2 separate regions of the Homo sapiens genome follow, and region 1 is linked to region 2. Evidence: chromatin loops called from intact Hi-C (ENCODE). Cell type or tissue: ascending aorta. All regions are shown on one strand. Each heading gives the region's core, and the rest is flanking DNA. Links, peaks and the distances in the headings are about the cores only.

Region 1 (11,665 bases), core at 1,494-9,493, 49 kb after region 2:
TGCAGCTGTGATTGTGACATATGCCTCTGCCCAGCACCTGAGTGATTGAATTCTTCTGCCTGGGCTCAGCCCACAGATTGGATTGTGAAACATTGCTGAACCCAGGACCTAACTAATGTAAATCTATTCTCCTGCCTTGGCACTGCCCACTGGGAACCCTGTGACATATTGCTGCACCCAACACCCAGGTTATGTGGCTCTCCTGCCAGTGCCTTGCCCACACGGGCTGTTGTGACATATTGCTGGGTCCACACCCAGGTGATATAATTCTCTTGCCTAGGCCCTGCTTACAGAGAGCATTGTGACATATCTTTCTGCTCATCACACAGTTAATAAGACAGTTTCTGCCTGGTTTCTCCTTACAGGGTGTATCAAAACAGATTGCTAGGCCCAGCACCTAGCTGATGTGACTCTTTCTAGGTTTTGCCCACAAGGAACATTGTGACATATCACTGGGCCCAACAGCAAGGTGATGTTGCCCTTTTGCTTTGGCCTTGCTCTCAGAAAGCATTGTGACATATTGCTGAACCCAGCACCAAGGTGATGTGAGTTGGTATGCCTGGACCCTGCTAACAAGAGGCATTGTGACATACTTCTGGGACCATCATCTATTTGATGTGACTCTCCTTTTACCTGGGCTTCTGTTGTAAAAGAGATTGTGACATAACTCTGGGCCTAACAGCTAGGTAATGTGACTTTTCTTTTGCTTGGACCATGCCCAAGGAAAGAGAGTGATGTATTACTAAGCTCATCACATACGTGGTGTAATTTCTTCTGCTCGGTCTTTGCCCACAGGAATCATTTTGCTGTATTTCTGATTCATCACCTAGTTGATGTGACCTTTCTTTTTTCAGACTTGTCTGCAGCGCAGATTGCTACATATTGCTTGGCCCAGCTCCTATGTGATGTGACTCTCCTGTCATACCTGAGTGCTCCCCACTGCGGTAATTGTGACATATAGCTGGGCTCTGGCCCTAGTTTATGTAACTTTTCTTCCTGACTGCTACTCACCTGGGGGCATTGTGACATATCTCTGAACCTCTCACCTAAGTGATGTGAATCTCCTGCTTGAGCCCACTTCTCAGGGAGTATTATTATATATTGTCACACACAGCAACTAGGTGATATGACTCTCTCTACAGCTTGGACTCTGCCCAATAAAAAACTGTGATGTATCACTGGACCCAGCACCAAGGCTATGTGACTCTCCTGCCGGGGCTCTACATTCATTGTTTTTGTGACATACGGCTGGGAATAATGTCTAGGTCATGTGACTGTCCTGCATGGACCCTGCCCACAGGGGTATTATGACACATTTTTTTAGTCATCTAGGTGATGTGACTCACTTCTGCCTGGGCCCTGCCAGAAAGAATGATAGTGACTTATCACTGAACCCAGCACTTAAGTGATGTGACTCTCCTCTTTTGCCTGGACCTTGCATGTTTTTGGTATTGTGACATATTGCTGGGCCCAACACCTAGGAAATGAGACATTTTTGCTTCAGCCCTGACTACAGGCAGCTTTCTGACATTACTCTGTATCCATCACATAGGGCATACGTCTCTCATCTCTTCTGCCTGCACCTGCCCACAGGGAAGATGGTGACATAACACAACAACTAGGTGATGTGTCTCCAGCCTGGGCCTAGCCCACCAGAAGTATTGTGACAGCTGGTTTCTGAGCCCAGTGATATGTTACAATGCTCCCTGTGGAGCCCCCTGTGACACCTGGTCTCAGAAACTAGGTGATGTGACTACTGCCCAAGCCCTGCTTTTAGAAAGGAATTGTGACTTATCACTGGCCAAATGTGACATGAGCCTCCTGCCTGGTCCTTGCTTTCAGAGAAGACCATGACATATCTCTGTTCCAGCACCCAGGTGATGTGATAATACTGCCTGGGCTCTCCCCTCAGGAAGTATCAAGACATATTTCTGGACCCAGCCCATAGGTGGTATGACTGTCCTCCACTACTTAGACTCTGCCCAAGAAGCGACTATGATGTATCAATATTCCCAGCACTTAGATGATGTAACTCTCTTATGCTTGGGCCCTGTTCACATAGTATATGAAACATATGTCTGGGTCCATCACCTAGTTGATGTGACTCTTCTGCATGGGCTCTGTCCATGGAGATATGAAATATTTTTTCATTCATCCCCTGCCATTTCTCTTTTGTGCCTCTTTTGCCTGGGCCTTGCCAAAAAGAGGATTATAATGTATCACTGGACCCAGAACCTAGGTGAGGTGACTCCTATTTTGCCTGGGGCTCACATATTTGGGTATTGTGATATAGGGGATGGATGGGAGGCACATGAGTGGGCTTTGCTCACAGAAGGCCTTGTGACATCTCAGCATTCATTACCTAGGAAATGTGACTATTGTCTTCCATTTGCACCCTGCTTACAGGGAAGATTGTGACATATTGCTGGACCTAGCAACCAGGTGATGTGTCTCTCTTGCCTGAACCCTGCCCACAGGGAGCATTGTAACATATCTCTGGGCTCAGCAGCCAAGGGATGTTACTATCCTTCCCGGTCCCTGCCCTCAAGTAATATTGTACAAATCTTTGGCCCAGCACCCGGGTGATGTGACTCCCCTGCTTATTACCTACCTGCACGTGGATTTGTTACACATAATGTTGTTCCAGCTCATAGGTGTGATGATGACTCTCATATATTGAACCAGCCAATAGTTGATACAGTCTCTCATAGCTAGGCTTAGAAAAATGGATAAGATTCTGGGTCTTCTGTTTTTATAAAGGTCAGAAAGGAGTATCACACTCTCACATATGGTATAAAGTCTTCAGGTTGTACACAGTGTGTCATTGCAGAGCCCAGTGCACAGGTGAGATTTACTTGTGTGTATGCACACCCTACTATCCATTAAAATTGTAATTCTCACAGACGGACAGACCCTACTTGTAATCTCACATATGGATGCAGTCCACATTTGGAATTGTCATATGTGAACATCCAGCCAGATATGGGATAGTAAAACATTTTTAAATGCAGCTCATAGAAAGGTGAGGGCTCTCCTATCTAGACACAGAAAATTAGGGAGATGTTGACTCTTATACCTGGGGTTAAGAACACAGATATGATTATAGGTTCATACCAGCACAAATGTCTTAGAATAGATTGTGACTCTCATGCAAAACATAAAGCCCTAGCATAGTACAGAGAGTGTCCTAACAGGGCCAAGCACACAGGTGAGATTACGACACTTGTATGCACACACTTTCAACAGTAAAGATTGTCCTGCACCCACATAAACAACCCGCTGTTGAGGTTCTGAACCTCACACACAAAGCCAGCTGAAATTTGGAAAATTGAATCATGTGGATCTGGCCCACAGCTGGGTTGGTGACTCTCAGATAAAGATTCAGCACTCTTGTGAGCCTCTGACTCCACTAGGGGAAAATAGTTCACAGGAGGGATTGAGGCTTTCAGACACAGATCTAGCCACCTTTAAGACTATGACTCACGAAATTAGACCCAAAATAGAGAAGGTATTGACTCTCATACCTAGAACCAGGACGTGTGTGGGATGTTTAATATAATCCCTAGACCTTGCAGGTGTGATTGTGACATACACCTTTTCCCAGCACCTAAGTGATTTGACCCTTCTGCCTGGGCCCTACAGATGGGATTGTGGCAAATGACTAAACCTAGCACCTGGATGATGTGAGCCTATAATTTTGTCTAAGCACTTTTCACAGAGAGAATTGTGAAATATTGCTGGCCCTAACACCCAGGTGAAGTGACTTTCCTCTATTGCTTGATCTCTCTGCCCAAGGACAGATTGTGATATATGACTGGGCCCAGCACCTAGGTAATGTGACTTCCTTCTCCTGCCTGGGCCCTGCATACATTGAGTATTGTGACATATGGCTGGGTCTAACACTTTCATGATGCAAATCTGCATGGGCCCGGCCTACAGAGGTATTAGAACATATCTGTTTATTCATCACCCAGGTGACGGAGAAGAGGTGGTGATTGATTTCACTCTCCTCTTCTGCCGGGGCCCTGCCAAAATCAGGGATTGTGACATATCTCTGATTTTGCATCTAGCATCTAGGTGATGAAACCTGGTAGCATCTAGCATGTAGGTGGACCTAGCATCTAGGTGATGAAACTCTTCTGTTTTCCCTGGGCCCCACATATTTTGGAGATTATTACACATATCTGGGACCCATACCTATGGGATGGGGTGCTTCTGCCTGGGCCCTGCCCACAAGGGACCTTGTAAAATATCTTTTTATTTATCACCTAGGAAATGTGACTCTCTCTTACCTGTATTCTGCCCATAGAAAATGTTGTGACATATTGCTGGGCCATGACACCAGGTGATTTGTCTTTCCTGCTAAGGCCATGCCCAGAAGGAGCATTTTGACATCACTGGACTTAGCATACAGGCAATATTAATACAGGAGTTAAATCAAAATTATTTTAGGGAGTTAGTAAGAGTAAGGGTTCTCAATGGAATTTTTCTTTAATAAAACAGGGCCCCAGAGCTATTTGTTTTCCTAAAAGAAAGCAGCCTAAAACGTGAAGCTGTAAGCATAGATCAGCAAGCTGGAAGCTTGCATATGCAAATGCCAGGAGCTATACTAAAAGCCAGGTACACCACACATGACAATTTTCCCTCCTTTTTCTGTCATCACGTGTGCAGGTGTCATGGCATCGGCCAGGTAGAGATTACATTTACATAATAAAAGATTAGGGTAGAAGGGACATTTTCTTTGTGGGCTATGTAAATGGCACACCTGGTCAAACCAATCTCCTGGGCCCTGTGTAAATCAATCACTGCCTCCTCAATCCAATCCTCTATAAAATTGAATCTATTCTGCCCCAAACTCAGAAACCCCCTTGGGTGACCCACTTTTTCTGAAAGAGGAAGCTCTGTCTCTCCCTTTCTTCTATTAAACTTTCTGCTTCTTAAACTCACTCCGTGTGTGCGTGTCCATGTCATTAATCTTCTCTGTATGAGACAAGAAACCTCAGGTATGTCCCCACAGAACAAAGCCACTTCATTTGGGGGCTCCTTCAGAATCAGAAATGGAATGATAGGTATAAACATCAAAGCAATAAGTATGGAAGTGAACCTCAGAATCTGTCCTTTAATTTTGAGGCTATGGGCCTTATTATAAAATCAAATCAAATTAATAATGGGCATCCAAACAGCCATTTAAAAATGTGATTAGCATGGCTACTGTTCTTGAAGACTCAAATGTGAGGGTTACTGGGGAGAGGATGAATCCCCTGCAATACACACATTGGCCATGCTTTAAACCAGTTTTCTTTCATGGAGGACCTAGCCATTACATGGGGCTGGGAGAGGTTTTGGAGCAACTGAAAATTTCGGGCCAGGGCATACCCTGGTGTTATCCAAAGGCTTCTGGACTAAAGCCAACTTCTGACCACTCATCCAGGTGTTAGCAAAGAGAATCTCCATCTATCCTGTTGCAAAATTTCTCCTTTTCTATCTGCAGTCACCATGTCTTTTCTCTGTGTATGAAATGTGCAGGAATTTTTACAATTCGGGGGAACAGTTCTGTTAGGAAAGATCGGCAAATGCCATACTAACCCAATACACGTCCTCCGTGAGTACATGGTATTTCTAAGCCAACAGCACCACCTAGTGGAAATAGAAATTATCTCCATGAGGCACATTGTCAGTCTTTTGCAATACACTGTAGCTTCCCAATTCTCCCTTTTTGCACCGCTAAAAATCAGGCTCTATGCCCTTCTGTGAATGGGAAAATGCTGCCTTTAACAATTAAGAGTAAAATGTCTTCCATAGCTAAATTTTAGTTTGAATACTGTCCTATCAGCAGGAAAAATGCCATTAGGTCCCTTGTGTTCTTTAAGGCACCTATTCTGTCTCTAATTAAAATAGTACTTAATTAGTAAGGGAACTTTACATCCAAAAGTTAACCAGAATCATTTTCTAAGGGTAAATGATTTAGCATGGGGCATAAGAGTAGAATACAGAGTTCCATCTAGCACAATCCCTCCATTAAATGAGCCTTGCCCAAAGGCAACTATTACATATTCTTTCCCAAAATCCATTTTTTGGGGTGGCACACAGATCACACAAGTCTAGAAAGTCAAAGGGAAATCACAAGTGGACAAATAAGGCTATATGGGTAATTGTGGCTAAAATCCATCACCTAGTTCATCTGGTTTCATGGCTTGGAGAGGTCACACCCACAACCATGAGTGACACATTTAACATGGTGACAGGACCCAGGAACCAAGGAGAGAAAAGAGTAGAGGTGACACTCCCACTGTTTTCCCCTTCACCCTTGGTCATACCAAAAAAAAGGGAGACTAAAAGGACCCTTTTATTCTCACTTTTTCTAGATGGGCAACAGACCAACTTCAGCTTGCAACCCTCTGGAGTGCATTCTGTAACACTGGAACTTCTTTAACCTCCGGACTTTGAAGAAGAAAGCAACCATTTTCTTTTGCACAAGGGCATGACATTTATACTACACCTTTGCAGGTAGTGTAAGATCAACCCAGCTTTTTAAAAAGTCATATCAGGCAGGCTTATAGAAAATGATTCACCAGAATTAGAAAAGCAAGTTCCAGGGAAGCCATTTGAGAATCCCCCTTATTTAGAGCCATCTCAAGTTCTCTTATTACAAGACCTTAGCCAAATAAAGGAAGACTTAGGCTGATTTTCTGACAACCCCCAATAGGTATATAGAAGCTTTCCAAAATTTGACTCAGGTGTTTCACCTCACATAGAAGGATGTTGTGCTGCTCCTAAACCAAACCCTAACTGCAGCTGAAAAGCAGGCAGCTCTACAGGCAGCAGAGAATTGCAGAAATGAACAATATGTCGCCTATAATGCACCAAAATTTAAAAAGGAGAAAGTGAAGAAATAACAGAAACACCATTCCCAATAGGAAGGGAAGCAGTTCCTCTTTACAACCCTGGTTGGAACTCCAATAGCTCTGCAGATAAATGGAAAAAAAAAAAAACACTTTAATATGCATATTAGAGGGTTTATGAATAGGGACAAATCTCTTACTCTAAACTGTCCATGAGGACAAATCTCTTACTCTAAACTGTCCATGATAGACCAAATGCCAGAAAAGAGTCTTGCAGCCTTTATGAAAAGGCAGAGAGAGGCACTAATAGAGCATATCTCCTTTTCTTCTGATCCAATCAACAAATAGTGCATTCTAAAGGACAGGTTTATTACGCACGAAGCTCTCGATATTTTTTTTTTTTTTTTTTTTTTTGAGACGGAGTCTCGCTCTGTGGCTCAGGCTGGAGTGCAGTGGTGCGATCTCAGCTCACTGCAAGCTCTGCCTCGGGATTCACGCCATTCTCCTGCCTCAGCCTCCCGAGTAGCTGGGACTACAGGCGCCCGCCACTGCACCCAGCTAATTTTTTGTATTTTTAGTAGAGACAGGGTTTCACCATGGTCTCCATCTCCTGACCTCGTGATCCGCCCGCCTCGGCCTCCCAAAGTGCTGGGATTACAGGCGTGAGCCACCGCGCCAGGCCAAGCTCTTGATATTAAAAAAGAAACTACAAAAGCAGGCTATAGAATCAGATAGCACCTTAGAGAACCTCCTGAAGGTAGCCACTTCAGCCTTTTATAATAGGGACCAGGAGAAAACCCAAGAGAAAGCGAGGAAACTCAGGAGAAGGACAAAGGCTCTAGTAGTTGCTTTGCAAGCCTGCAATGTCCAGGATTTCCAAGGTTCATCTGCTCATTGCTATCAGTCTGGCAAGTCAGGGTACTTTAAGAAGCAGTGCCCAAGCATCAAGAAGAAGCCACCTCAACCCTCTGCAGGCTGTGGCAGAGACACTAGAGAGCAAACTGCCCCCAGAGATGAGGTCACTAGATTCAGAACCAGTCTCACAGATCGTTTGGCAGGAATAATGGGTCCTAGGGACCCAACCCCCAGCTCCAGCAGCTCAAACTGCCATTATAGCCTAGGATCCCAAGGTGATTCTGGAAATTAAAAGAAGGAAGATAATCATCCTTCTAAACAATAGAGCCAGTCTCCCTCTTTTCTGTTCTCTAATTCAGGTCTCCCCTCTTCCTGTAGCCACTGCCATGGTGGCTCTACTACTTAGAAAAGTCTCCAAATTAACCCTGGAAATTATAATCATAATTCTCTTTAATTATACTAGAGAATTTAACTTACACCCCACACAACATGACACAATTACTGTCCTCTAGGGGGACCTCTTAGGTAACAAATAGCCAGTAAAGCAAAAAATACATAAGGCAAGATACTCAGTAGTCACTCTAAACAACGTTATTAAAAGTGTGTCTCTCTCCCCAGCACAAACGCTCAATTAGCTGAACTGATAGCTCTTACAAGAGGACTTGAATTAAACAAAGGAAAGGTAGCTAACATTTACACAGACTAAAAGTATGCTTTCTTGGTTCTTCATGCTCATGCTGCCATTTGGAAGAAAATACATTTTCTTACCGCTAATGGATCTCTTTTAAAGTATCACCAGAAAATTATTCTCCGTTTTTCTTCCATGAAAAATAGCAATGATGCATTGTAAGGGACATCAAAAGGGAACAGATGAAGTAGCCGAAGGAAATACGTTAGCTAATCAGGCAATTAAGTCAGCAGCAAGGAAGCCTTGAGGCATCAACACACTTCAAGCCCCTCTAACCTGGGAAGGCTCCATAAGAGAAATTAAGCCTCAGTACTCCCCTGCAGAAATAGAATGGGCCACTTTTCGAGGGTATATTTTTAGACCTCAGGATGGCTACAATCAGAGGATGGCAAACTCCATTCGCCAGCCTTCAGCCAAAGGAAAATCCTTAGAATCTTTCACCAAGTTTTTCACTTAAGAAAGGATAAAACTTATCACTATGCCCAGAGATTGTTTTCAGAAGAGAACTTACTAAAAACAGTCAAATAGGTTGTTAATTCCTGTGAAGTCTGTCTTAAAAATAATCCACTGAACAGGTGGCTCCTTCCTCCTAAAACCCAAAAAATAAGAAGCTATCCAGGGGGAGGACTGGCTGATAGACTTCACCCGCATGCCAAAGACAAAGGGTATCCAATACCTTCTGTTTTGGGTATATACTTTTACTAACTGGGTGGAAGCATTTCCATGCCATACAGAAAAGACCTCTGAGGTAATAAAAGTGTTAATTAATAAAATAACTCCAGCCAGGCGCGGTGGCTCAGGCCTGTAGTCCCAGCACTTTGGGAGGCCGAGGCGAGCGGATCACGAGTTCAGGAGTTCGAGACCAGCCTGGCCAACATGGTGAAACTTCGTCACTACTAAAAATACAAAAAAATTAGGCATGGTGGTGCACACCTGTAATCCTAGCTATTCAGGAGGCTGAGGCAGGAGAATTGCTTGAACCTGGGAGGCGGAGGTTGCAGTGAGCTGAGATCATGCCACTGCACTCCAGCCTGGGTGACAAAGCGAGACTCTGTTTCAGAAAAAGATAAACAAACAAAAAAAACCCCTGCTTTGGTCTACCTAAATACCTTCAAAGTGACAATGGCCCCTCATTTAAGGCAGCTGTCACATGGGAGTCTCAAATGTGCTAGGCACAGAATATGGTCTCCATTGTGCTTAAAAATCCCAATTCTCAGTAAAGGTATAGAACAAATGATATTATCAAGAGACACCTTAAAAAACTTGTCACTCTTCTTCCCATGGCCTTACTATGGGTAAGAAATATGCCTTCCAAGTTAGGTGTAACCTGGGTGCGGTGGCTCAGGCCTGTAATCCTAGCACTTTGGGAGGCCGAGGCTGGTGGATCACAAGGTCAGGAGATCAAGACCATCCTGGCTAATACGTTGAAACCCCATCTCTACTAAAAATATAAAAACAAAATAAGCTGGGTGTGGTGGCGGGCGCCTGTAGTCCCAGTTACTAGGGAGGCTGAGGTGGGAGAATGGCATGAACCCAGGAGGCAGAACTTACAGTGAACCGAGATCGCGGCACTGCACTCCAGCCTGGGAGACAGAGTGGGACTCTGTCTCAAACAAACAAACAAAAACAAAGTTAGGTCTAAGCTCTATAAATGGCCTTTTCTTACCAACGATTTTTCTATTAAAGCAGAAAACCTAATTTGGTTAAGTATGTAACCTCTCTAGCTCACTTCCAACAAAAATTAACACAACTAGCAGTAGCCCAACCCTAAGAAATAAGACCACCTTCATTTAACCCAGGAGATTTGCTATCAGTAAATCTCATGCCTCTCTCTCTCTTTCCCTAAGCCCAAGCTGGGAAGGGCCCTACACTGTTTTTTTTCAACCCCCTCTTCCCTTGGCAATAAAAGTTACAGGTATTTGCTGGGCGTGGTGGCTTATGACTGTAATCCCAGCACTTTGGGAGGCCAAGGTGGGCGGATCACCTGAGGCCAGGAGTTTGAGACAAGCCTGGCCAACATGGTGAAACCTCATCTCTACTAAAAATACAAAAATTAGCTGGGCTGCATGGTATGGGGCTGTGATTTCAGCTACTCGGGAGGCTGAGGCAGGAGAATCGTTTGAACCCAGGAGGCTGAGGTTGCAGTGAGCCAAGATCGCACCACTGCACTTCAGCCTGGGCGACAGAGCAAGACTCCATCTCAAAAAAAAAAAAAAAAAAAAAAAAAAAAAAATTACAGATATCAACTCTTGGATACACCACACTCAAGTCAAGTCCTGAAGAGCTGAGGGAGCAACCCCTTACAAGCCCAGAGGAATGTCCTGAATATCAGTGTGAAGAAATAGAAAATCTTAAGCTGAAAATCATAAAAGATAAGTAACTTAGGGCTACTCATCTTGCTCACTACTACGTCATTGGACACTTTTTGTCATTTCTATTTTTCCTCTCCAAGTTTGCCGCCAACTATTAAAACTTCTCTTTTAACACATATTTACAAGAAAATTTTAATTATTCATAGGATTGCATTTGTAACTTCATAGAACCCCAAAGGGAAATTCTATACCTTGGCAAATAAAATTTATAAATAAAAATTACTACATCACTCTTGTGGGAGTTGCTAAATTCACTCTACTATTTGTAGTAGAACTATACACTATGGAACTCACAGTGTGGAATTCTAGTTGTAAAATTCTAATTGCCATAATACTTTGCCTAATTATCATCTTTATAAGAGGAATAATAATTGAATAATTGTAGAAAAAATTTAGTCAAGGTTGCTTTGCTTAATTATTATCCCTATAGCAGGGGTAATAGTTACAGACAAGAAGTAAGCATGAAAGTTATACTATCACTGAGCTTGACAGGACTTTTTATTAAAGATTGGCAATATGGTGCACTCCAAGCTATGGAAAGAAGGTTATAAAAGAGATTTTATAAGCAAGGCTTTTATGGTAAATTCTTGTCCTAAAAAGACTGGTTGTTTAAAGGAAGGATATTTAGGACAAGTCAGAAAGTTTAAGAATGTTGTAAGATAATCTGTGGAAGTCATGAAAGAACTTAATAAAGGAAAGAAATGGCCAAGATTAACACTTAAGTTACTTTAGCCACTGAATAATGTATTTCTCTTAATCATATCACAAGTTATAAAAAATTGCCCGAACCTAAAATTATCTCCTGACGGCAAGCCAAGGGGATAAATGTATGTGTTTCTCAAAGAAAAATGTTACTTTTACAGTAACGTTTCTGGTAGTCTACAGCGACATCTAGTGGACATCTACCT
Region 2 (11,665 bases), core at 2,223-10,222:
TTTTAAAAAGAAAAAAAAACAGGAGGAATTCATTGTAGAAATTTAATTAACCCAATATATCCAAAATATTATCATTTTAATATGTGACCAGTATGTAATTATTAACAAAGTATATATATTTTGGAAAAAAAATTAAAACTATGTATTTTACCTTTCTACCACATCGCAGTTCAGACCAGCCACATTCCATGCACCCAGTAGCCACAGGTGGCCAATAGCTGCCACATTGAAGTGCAGCTCTGATGGCAGAAGATGAAATCCTGAACATCCCTTTTCTTTTTTCTTTTCTTTTCTTCCTTTCTTTTTATTTCCTTTCTCTTCTCTTCTTTTCTTTCTTTTCCTTTCTCTTCTCTTCTTTTCTTTTCAAACAGAGTCTTGCTCTTATGTCCAGGCTGGAGTGCAGTGGTGCAATCTCGGCTCACTGCAATCTCCACATTCCGGATTCAAGCAATTCTCCTGCCTTATTTTCCCCAGAGTAGCTGTGATTACAGGCATGTGCCACCATGCCTGGCTTATTTTTGTATTTTTAGTAGAAATGGAATTTTGCCATGTCAGCCAGGCTGGACTCAAACCCCTGACCTTAAGTAATCCTTCTGTCTCATCCTCCCAAAGTGCTGGGATTACAGCCATGAGCCACCACACTGGGCTTGAACATCCTTTTCCTGCCATAAATAAGGGGAAAGTCTTTCCCTACCAACATCTCTCTTCAGTTCCAAGGGTAGAACAGATAGTGGCCATAGAAAGAGCAGAGGACAGCAGGAATAAAATAACAACAGGAAGACCACCTGTTGCCCACCTTTCTTCCAGAGATCAGACAGTGAACAAAGGACGATGGGGCCACAGAAGAAGAATGCTCTATGTCTACAGATCCCTCCCTGGTCTTTCTTTTTCTTTTTTTCTTTTTTGAGACAGAGTTTTGCTCTTGTCACCCAGGCTGGAGTGCAATGGCGTGATCTCAACTCACTGCAACCTCTACCTCCCGGGTTCAAGTGATTCTAGTGCCTCAGCCTCCCGAATAGCTGGGATTACAGGCATGTGCCACCAAACCTGGCTAATTTTGTATTTTTAGTAGAGATGGGGTTTCTCCATGTTGGTCAGGGTTGTCTCAAACTCCCAACCTCAGGTGATCTGCCCACCTTGGCCTCCCAAAGTGCTGGGATTACAGGCATGAGCCACCACGCTCGGAAAACATTTTTATCTTCTAAACAAAACTCAATACCCCTGAAACAACTGCCCAATTTCCTATTATTTATCTTTTTCAAAATATCATTTTGGTTTCTGTTTCTAGCTATCTCATGTAAGTGGATTCGGACAGTATCTGTTTTTTGTGATTGTATACTTTATTTATGTTATTAAGATTCACCTCATTTTTTAATGTTACATTTCCTGATTTTGAAAAGTTGAGTTTAATATCTTCACTTATATCTTATTGTACACAGGAGAATTTATACTGGAGAGAAACCCTCAATCAGTTGTTGACACTTTCTTCAACTTTAGGAAATTTGTATTTTAGACAGACCCTATGAATAATATAATAAATAGAGAAAAACCATTTGTTCTAAGAAGTATACCTTAGAAAACACCAGAGTGTTCACATTAAATAATATTCTTCAAATTCAGTAAATGTAAAAAAAATTAGAAATCAAGTAGAAGTAATCATCAGGTAATTCGCAGTAGAAAACTCTAAGACACTAACATTTTAGACATTACTCTAAACAGTGTTTATTATACAGAGTAATCCAAAGTTAAAATATATCATTTACTTTTGTGTAAGACTAAAAGAAGCAAGGATTTATCTTTTGAGGCGTTATAGTTATATTTGACTTTTCTTGTTTTGCATGAAAAGAATTTTAAATTTTCAAAATATGAATGTTGAGGTAATTTAACTCTCAAATCACTTGATGTTATGCCTTCATTTGTAGCATTTATAGAAAAGCATTTGATCAATTGTTGGCTGCATTAAAACTATGAAAAATGCTTCTATGTTAGATTTGCTTTATTTATTTATTTATGAGATGGAGTCTTGCTCAGTCACCCAGGCTGGCGTGCAGTGGAGTAATCTAGACTCACTGCAACCTCTGCCTCCCAGATTCAAGCAATTCTCCTGCCTCAGCCCCCCGAGTAGCTGGGGCCACAAGCGCACACCACCATGCCCAGATAATTTTTGTATTTTCAGTACAGATTGGGTTTCACTATGTTGGCTAGGCTGGTCTTGAACTCCTGACCTCAGGTGATCCACCTGCCTCGGCCTCCCAAAGTGCTGGGATTACAGGTGTGAATCACCACGCCTGGCCTCATTTTTTTTTTTTTTTTTTTTTTGAGATGGAGTTTCGCTCTTGTCACCCAGGCTGGAGTGCAATCGCGCCATCTCAGCTCACTGCAACCTCCGCCTCCTGGGTTCAAGCGATTCTCCTGCTTCAGCCTCCTGAGTAGCTGGGATTACAGGCACCTGCCACCACGCCCGGCTAATTTTTCTATTTTTACTAGAGACAGGGTTTCACTACATTAGCCAGGCTTGTCTCAAACTCCTGACCTCAGGTGATCCACCAGCCTCAGCCTCCCAAAATGGTGGGATTACAGGCGTGAGCCACCATGCCCAGCCTCTCATATACTTTTTTATGGAGGATTATAGATACTGAAATTTAAGATGCAAGGAGAAAATTTAAGTGTAGACTCTCTTTGTGATTGACTCTATGGTAAGTCATAATACCCACAAAATGCATGAGGGAAATGTTTAGAGTCATAGTCTACTGCATTATAGTCAGAAAAATTTGAAGTTTAAAGAAGTAAATTGGTTTTACCAATTGCACATTAAGACAATAAAATACAGTTAATTCTAAGATGCTTGTTTTATTTTTTGCTTCAGTGAAAACTCAAACTTAATTGACAGTATTTTCAAAATTTCAGTCAAATTTTCAATGTGACATCATCTGTGTGTGTGTGTGTGTGTGTGTGTGTGTCTTCTTTTTTTTTTTTTTTTTTTTTTGGCGGAGTCTCACTCTGTCACCCAGGCTGGAGTGTGGTGGCACGATCTCGGCTCACTGCTACCTCCGCCTCACGGGTTTAAGCAATTCTCTGCCTCAGCCTCCCAAGTAGCTGGGATTACAGATGCTCGCCACCAAGCTGGGCTAATTTTTGTATTTTTAGTAGAGACTGGGTTTCACCATCTTGACCAGGCTGGTCTTGAACTCTTGACCTCGTGATCTACCCGCCTTGGTCCCCCAAAGTGCTGGGATTACAGGCGTGAGCCACTGCGACCAACCACTTCATCTTCTTTTTAATTTATGGCTGCCCATCTCCTGCTTCTATAATCTTAGCACGCTTCAGATTAGGTGGAGTCTTCTCTTTTACATCAGGGCCATCTTTGCACTTACTCCCAGTCTTTTCCAGATGCAATTTCCGGCAATCAGCTTCCAATTTACGTTGCTCAATCACAGGTGTTTATTCTTTCTCTTGTCCAGGTTTAATATCCTAATTCTCAGTTAGTGTTCTTTTTTTTTTTTTTTTTTGAGATTGAGTTTTGCTCTTGTTGCCCAGGCTGGAGTGCAATGGCATAATCTCAGCCCACTACAACCTCCGTCTACTGGGTTCAAGCAATTCTCCTGCCTCAGCCTCCCAAGTAGCTGGGATTACAGGCATGCACCACCACACCCGGATAATTTTTTTTTTATATTTTTAGTAGAGACAGGGTTTCTCTATGTTGGTCAGGCTGGTCTCGAACTCCTTACCTCAGGTGATCCACCCACCTCGGCCTCCCAAAGTGCTGGGATTACAGGCGTGAGCCACCACACCAACCAGTGGTTTCTTTTATTGAGATTCACGGTGCTTCTGGGAAGCCATGAATGCAACCAAATCAGATTCCTCTTGACCATCTCCTCTTCCTCTGAATCTTGATCTTACACATGCACTCATCACTGCAACTAGAAGACAGTGAACTGAAGACCACCAAGTCTCAGTCTCAGGTGAAAGAGTCTCAACCATTGGAATGCAAGCCACATCTAGCCTGTGTGAACATAATTTTTTTTTTTTTTTTGAGATGGAGTCTCCCTCTGTCGCCCAGGCTGGAGTGCAGTGGCGCAATCTCGGCTCACTGCAAGCTCTGCCTCCCGGGTTCCCACCATTCTCCTGCCTCAGCCTCCTGAGTAGCTGGGACTACAGGTGCCCGCCACCACGCCCGGCTAATTTTTTGTATTTTTAGTAGAGACGAGGTTTCACCGTGTTAGCCAGGATGGTCTCTATCCCCTGACCTCGTGATCTGCCCGTCTCGGCCTCCCAAAGTGCTGGGATTACAGGTGTGAGCCACCGCACCTGGCCGTGAACATAATTTTTTTTTTTTTTTTTGGAAAAAGGCATTTATTGGTGTGGTGGTCTCAACAATCCCCATGAATTGGAACACACAGCCCCCAGGGCCTCCCACCCCCTCCCTAGAATCCCTCCCCAGTCCCACCCCATCCCCTGGACCCTGGGAATGGAAGACAACGTGGGATGGGGCCCATGCCCCCGTCTGAGGTACAGTCACTGAGCCTTGCCCTCTCCTCTTCTCCACCAGACTCTGAGTGGTGTGGTTTGGGGTGGGTGTTTATATAGAGGGTCTCGTGGGAGTCGGAGTTGGTGACATGGCATCTTTATCTGGGCTCAGGATGTCTGTGTGATGCCTCTCTGTCCCCCACTTTGTGTGGTGTGGTGTACCAGGGCGGAGTATTCCTACAATCAGAGCTGAGGCTGCAGCCTCTCAGCGTCCCTTCCTGACAACAGATGCCTACCCAGGGGGAAATACAGCTAGTCACCAGCTACAGGACAGCTGGAGCCAGGGGGCTATTGCTGGTCACAGTCGCTGGTGTGTGTGTGTGTGGTGTGTCTGAGTGTGTGTGAGGGCGGTCAGGTAGCCTTTGGGAAGTACAGTTGGTGGAGAGGCCAGGAAGTGATAGACCAGCAAGCCCACACCTGTGGGCCAGCTGCAAAGGCCCCAGGGGCAGCTGGCTGGTTCCGCAGGTGGGGAAATCAAGGCCAAGGGGAGTGGTGGCAGGGGTAAGGCAAAGCACTGAAACAGACAGGTGACTCCTGCCACCAGTCTGACAGTTGGATGGAAGCACCGATTGGCCCAAGAGGGGGCCAGAAAATCCAGGGTGGGTAGGGACAGGAAAAGTGGGAAGGTCTCAGGCCACTGAGCCAGCGATGGAGCCTCTGGCTACAGGAAGCTGGTGGTTGACAGCAGGGAAGCCCAGAACCCAGATGGAGGTCCCCCACTTACTCGCAAAGGCTGAATGACAGCTTGACAGGTGAGTGCGATGCCCCTCCCCACTCCCAACCTGCCAGGAGTTGTCCTTTCGACAGGGGGAGGGGTCAGTGTGCCTGCATATATTGGGGAAGCAGGGAGCCTGGTAAGCCTCTCTTCACAGCTTCCACTGCAGAGCCTCATACCTACCTCCAGCCAGAGGTGAGAGGCAGTAGGGTTGGGGACAGTGGACATGGGGGTTTCGGGGGTGGGAGGACGGTTGAGTCCCTTCCCCCAGCCCACCCACACACACACACACAGAGACACAGACACCTACACACGCATGCAGGCTTACACTCACACACCCACACCCACACAAGCCTGTTGACAGCCTGAGCTAAGAGAGAGGGGTATGGGGTGGCGGGAGTGGGTCACAATCGGAAACGTGAACGGGTAGCGAGAATGGCTGTAGAAAGATACATAATTTTGCGTTACCCCTCACAGTGATGGGTTCTCTAAAGATCTTTCTTCCTCTGCCTCCTCCTCTTTCTCCTCTTCTCTTCTTCCTTGGTGGCCGAGAGCCCTTCTGCCCCCACGAGACCCAGGGCTCTTGCTCCCCCTTTTCTCTCACTCTTGGCCTGAGGCCCCCTGCAGGGGGAGGCGAGCTCCACTGGGTTGCGCCTACATTCTCCACCACAGCCAGCCCAGGGCGGAGAGGAGGGCCAGGGGCCCTGGGGGCCTCGGGGCTGAGTTCTCCAGGGATCCTGGGCACAGGAGCCGCATGGAGGCGCTGGACGCTCCCAGCCGGTTGGCGGCGCAACACGTATAGTTGCCGTAATGCCGGGCGCTCATGTTGGCAAAGAGAAGCATCGAGCGAGTGCGCTCCATCTGCACCTTCAGGCCCTCGGCCGTGCCGCTGCTCAGTAGTCTGTCATCCTTATACCACTGGAAATCCGCGGGGGAAACCGCCATGGCTTCGCAGCGCAGTAGGCGGCCCGGCCCAGCGCGGTGCGGGCGCTGGTCACGTCCGTGATGGTCGGAGGATAGTTGACTGTGACCAGCACGCGGCGGCTGTCGGGCGCCGAGTTAACCCCGTTGTGAGTCACGCACTCATACTCCCCGGCCTGGCCCCGCAGGATGTCAGAGATCTCCAGGATCTCTCCCTCCGAGGTGAAGCCGTCTCGGAGCTGTCTCCAGGTGACCGTGGGCTCTGGCCGCCCCACGGCCAGGCAAAGCAGGTTCACATTACCTCCCTCATTCACCATCACAGGCGACGAGATGTTCACAACGCGGGCAGGGACGTGGACAATGAGGTAGACCTGAGTGGTGTACGGCTGGTGGCGGGTCTGGAAGGAGCAGGTGTAGAGGCCCTCGTCGCCGAGCCCCACCTCGGTGACGAGGATGGAGAACTCCTCGGGGGTGTTGATGAGCAGCCGCACCCGCGGGTCCCTGGTCCTGCGGTCGTTGCCGGCGTACAGGATGTTGGAGCGGTTCAGCCAGGCCACGCGGGTCACATGCTCGTCCATGAAGCAGCTGAGGGTGGCGTTGTCACCTTCACACACTGTGTAGTTGTCGGCAGGAGAGTTGAACTCCAGCCTCTGGGAGAGCAGCCCCCGGCTGATGACGGCCAAGCCGGCCAGGGCGGCGGCGGCGAGAAGCCGGAGCCGGGCCCCGGGCGCAGCGGGGGGCATCGCGGCAGAGGCGGCACGGAGGGGGAGGGGAAAGGGGGGGCCGGTCCGGGGCGCGCGAGGCCTGGGGGGAGAGGGGCAAGGGGGAGGGGGAAGGGGGAGGGGGACCCCGCCTGCGGCTGCACCGGCCCGGGGTCGGGGGAGGGGGCTGGGGGGCGCGATCCATAATTTTTAAAATCAAACAAAAGTGGCTTTAGTGTGTTTAAATTGTTGTGCATTGAATGAAGTATATCCTGTCACCATCTGTAACCTATCCCACCTTAATCAAGGCTGCAGGTAACAAATGGTAATAATACATTATTGGGTAACATAGTAAAATGACATCTCTAGTAATCCCTTTTCCCAGTGCCTTTAAACTTCAAATAATTTGAAGAATGTTGTTCTCATAGATAACAACTTTATTTTTTCTATTATTTTTGTAGCTACAGGGCTATAATCTTAGTTATTATAAACACTTATTCAGAAGGATTTAATCATTCTTGGATCTTTCAAAGTTGAAAATACTTTAGTATATTTATGCTGATTGGAACCATTTACAATTAACATGTAATAAAGCATAAAGTCATTATCCAATTTTTCTAATTAATTAGCTTGTAGCAGATGACCATAAGAAATATTTATTTAATTCTGTTATGGCAATTGCTAATTGCCATAGTACATAGTACCATAGTAAACTGAACCTAACTGGATATATAAATAGACTGTAACCCATTCTTGTACCAACTACTGTGTTTATGCCAATAAAAGGACATCAACTTTTCGAACTATGTTCAAATAAGACATATCTCAAGCTGTAATCAATCTGGCTGTTTCTGTACCTCACTTTCTTTTTCTGTATGTTACTTTGCTGTTTCTGTCTATAAATCTTTTTTTACTATGTGGCTGTGTTGAAGTCTGAGCCTACTCTGGGCCCACAGATTGCCTGATTTGCAAATAATACTTTGCTCAATTAAACTCTGTAAAATTTAATTTCTCTAAAAGCTTTTTTCTTTGAAACGTTTTCAAATTTTTTTCTATGAAAAAAATAAGTAATGTGTTGTTGGACTTTGATTTCTAAACTCATCTCTCAGCTGTTTTCTCCACATTATTCTATGTCTTTTTTTTTTTTTTGAGATGGAGTCTCACTCTGTCGCCCAGGCTGGAGTACAGTGGCGCAATCTCGGCTCACTGCAAACTCCACCTCCTGGGTTCACGCCATTCTCCTGCCTCAGCCTCCCGAGTAGTTGGGACTACAGGCCCCCACCACCACACCCGGCTAATTTTTTGTATTTTTAGTAGAGACGGGGTTTCACCATCTTAGCCAGGATGGTCTTGATCTCCTGACCTTGTGATCTACCCGCCTCGGCCTCCCAAAGTACTGGGATTACAGGCATGAGCCACCACACCAGGCCAATTAATTTATTTGTTTTGAGACAGAGTTTTGCTCTTGTTGCCCAGGCTGGAGTGCAATGGTACGATCTCGGCTCACTGCAACCTCTGCCTCCCAGGTTCAAGCGATTCTCCTGCCCCAGCCTCCTGAGTAGTTGGGATTACGAACATGTGCCAACACTCCCAGCTAATTTTCTATTTTTAGTAGAGATGGGGTTTCTCCATGTTGGTCAGGCTGGTCTCAAACTCCCGACCTCAGGTGATCTGCCCACCTCAGCCTCCAAAAGTGCTGGGATTACAGTCGTGAGCCACCACGCCCAGCTATTTTATTTTCTTTTGAGACAAGGTCTCACTCCATCACCCAGGCTAAAGTGCAGTGGTGTAACCAATCATGGCTCACTGCAGTCTTAACCTTCCAGGCTCAAGCAGTCCTCCTGCCCCAGCCACCCGAGTAGCTGGGAATACAGGCATGCATTGTCATGCCTGGATAATGTCTTTTTCATGGAGACAGGATCTTACTATGTTACCCAGGCTGCACTTTAACTCCTGATATCAAATAATTCTCTCATCTCAGCCTGCCAAAGTGCTACGATTACAGGTATGAGCCACCATGTGCTTATGCAATTTATTGAGATTATTTCCAATAATAAACAGTACTATTTGGGCACAAATCTAAAAGGAATCTGGCTTCTATTTTAGAAGTGTTACTCTCCAGGATTTAGAGCCCTAGAGAGTGAGTCTCAGCCCAGTCACTTAATAGCTGTGGGTGTTTGGGCAATTTCTTGATGTGGAAGAGTTCTATAAGCCACATATATCCAAAAACAAAGCAAAACAAAACAAAAAGCTGAAAAACAGAATGATTCTGATTGCACAAATGGTAGCAATTTTTTGTTCTCCCTGTTCCATGCTCATTGCCAGGTGCTTTTACAGGTGTTCCCATGGAGATCCAGAATCTGTTTTCCAAACCCCAGATCTGGCTGGCCTTATTTGTTCGGGGTGGTAGACACCTGTGAACATGACAGTGTGCTAGTTTGAGGCCTAGGCTCAAGTGGTTTTAAATGCTTCTAATTGTTTTTTAGAATGCTGCCATCTCCATGAAAAAAGCCCATGTTCGCCAGCTGGAGGATAAGATACAACAGGGAGGAGAAGCAAGGTGCCCCTTGTTGACAATCCCAGAAGCAGAAGCTCATGCCCAGAAGCACAGCTGCCTAGTTGACAGGCTCAGCTGAGACCAGAAGAATGGCCCCACCAAGCCCAGCCTAAATGGCTGACCATCACAATTATGAGCTAAGAAGTTTTGGATGGTTTGTTATGCTGTAAGAGCTAACTAATACGTGCACCCAGTGCAGATAGGATGCCAAAAATTAATGGCAAGTTGATTACTAATTACGTTCTAACAGTGGGCACCCTAAAAGTGCTGACTTTTTTCCCCTGATTTAAAGTTAGATGTTTTGTAATACTGAGAAATGAATAAATACATGTAGACATGTGTGCATGTGATTGGTGCTTATACTCACACATTTCCATAAACCACAGGAGAAAACAGATAACCACAGCCTGACCATTAGGGCCAAGGCCAAATGGCAAAATAAGTTTACCTTTAATCTGTTTTCTCTATATTTATACACTGGAGGTCAAGACTGTGGACATATCTGAAGACATAGAGTTTTCTTCTCCTGTGGACCCATCATCCTTTGTTTACTGTCTGATCTCTGGAACAAAAATGGAAAACACGTTGGCAGCAGTGGTCTACCTGGGGTTATTTTATTTCTGCTGGCCTCTGTTCTTTCTTTTTTTTCTTTCTTTTTTTTGGAGACAGAGTCTTGCTCTGTTACCTGGGCTGGAGTGTAGTGGCATGATCTCGCTCACTAGAACCTCCACCTCCAGGGCTCAAGCAATTCTCCTGCCTCAGCCTCCCAAGTAATTGGGATTACAGGCACCTGCCACCATGCCCATCTAATTTTTGTACTTTTAGTAGAGATGGGGTTTCGCCGTGATAGCCAGGCTGGTCTCGAACTCCTGACCTCAAGTGATTCACCCGCCTCAGCCTCCCAAAGTGCTGGGATTATAGGCATGAGCTGCCGTGTCCGGCTGCCCTCTGCTCTTTCTATGGTCACTATCTTTTGCACCCTTGGAACGAAAGAGAGATGTTGGTAGGAAGAGGCTCTTCCTTTACCTCTGGCAGAAAAGGGATTTTCAGGCCGTTTGCCCACCCTGACATCACAGCTGCACTTCAATGTGACAGTTATTGGGTATATGTTGCTTCTGGGTGCTTGGAATGTGGCTGGTCTGAACTGCGATATGCTAGAAAGTTAGAGTAAAAATTATATATATTTCATTAATAATTACATATTGCTCACATATTAAAATGATAGTATGTTGGATATATTGGGTTAATTAAATGGTTACCGTTTATTCCACCTGTTGCTTCTTTCTTCTTAAAATTTGACTACTAGAAAATTTAGTATTCACATGTGGCCCACATTTTATTTCAGAGGATTGCCTTCTTTTTAAAATCTCAGGCTGCCTGCTCAAAGGACCAGAAGCCGGGAAGGTAATAAAATCTGGAATTTAAAAATAATTGTTATTACATTATCTTCACTTGTGAATAGCCATATAATATATTATTTATAAATGCACATATGATCTTTTACACATGGTTAAATGCAAATGCCCTCTGAGGCAGGCCTGGCTCAGCTCAGGGAGGAAGCCCTGCCTGAAAAAGCTGCAACTCTATTTTCATTCAGCCCTGCACCTGAGCACGTCTTCTGTCACTCAGGGCCTAAAGGGGTATGGTGTTAAACGTTATCCAATCAGGGACTCTGGGCTGGGATCCATCCAATCAGGCACGCAGCTGGAGTGGACAGGACGGCTTTCGAGATTTGGCGCGGCCTTTGTCTCTGGCTGCAGTCGTAGCTCCAGGTCTTTTCTTCTCTGTTCTGTGTCTTCTGCTCCTAGAGGCCCAGCTTCTGTGTCCCTGTGACCTGTAGGTATTGGGAGATCCACAGCTAAGATGCCAGGACCCCCTGGGAAGCCTAGAAAAATGGTGAGTCTGCTGGGTCAGACACCCCGAGAGAGGGGGAGGGGCTGGTTGGAACCAGTCTGAAGTGGCTGTGGCGGGACTCCGGCCTCCCCGCTGTCGGCTCCAAAATCCTTGGCCAGAGTTGTCCTTGGTACAGCTCGGCCCTCAGTCCCCTTCAGCCATAAGATGGCGGCTGAGCTGACAGCCAGGACCCCGGGCGTCCTGTCTCCTCCCTGCGCGGTGACTGTGCCATGGCCTGGAGCTCTCGCTGGGCAGCTCTGCACCGGCATCGCCGCATCTCTCCCCATTGTGCCGGGACCACGGGACGGTAGTCAAGGGAAAATCCTGACTCAGGGTGTGGGGTTCATGAAT

What was found. Peaks named below come from ENCODE experiments on the same cell type or tissue, not always from the same donor. Only the 100,000 strongest peaks of a DNase experiment are listed, where the experiment ranks them.
Region 1: it touches region 2 in a loop (8-fold over the local background); 4 of 110 quality-filtered maps call a loop at or near these places.

The regions. Positions count from the first base shown.
Region 1 is chr7:64,613,645-64,625,309 of GRCh38, forward strand. It overlaps LOC100128885 (a long non-coding RNA gene), which reads left to right. Exons shown (of 3, transcript NR_077227.1): 3 at 855-4,945. Among named protein-coding and RNA genes, the nearest start is that of ZNF107, 47 kb to the right of the region's middle. In ascending aorta, for the core only: a CTCF peak has its summit at 5,634 (motif pointing left); no DNase peak of the experiment used is centred there.
Region 2 is chr7:64,563,532-64,575,196 of GRCh38, forward strand. LOC124901657 (a long non-coding RNA gene) reads left to right here and starts at 5,144. Exons shown (of 2, transcript XR_007060357.1): 1 at 5,144-5,437; 2 at 9,351-9,762. It overlaps LOC100128885 (a long non-coding RNA gene), which reads left to right and starts at 11,164. Exons shown (of 3, transcript NR_077227.1): 1 at 11,164-11,317. It also overlaps the pseudogene LOC100133092 and the pseudogene LOC100129293. RefSeq lists enhancers at 11,243-11,665, 11,455-11,514. In ascending aorta, for the core only: a CTCF peak has its summit at 5,992; DNase peaks (open chromatin) are centred at 6,160 and 6,693; H3K4me3 peaks cover 1,617 bases.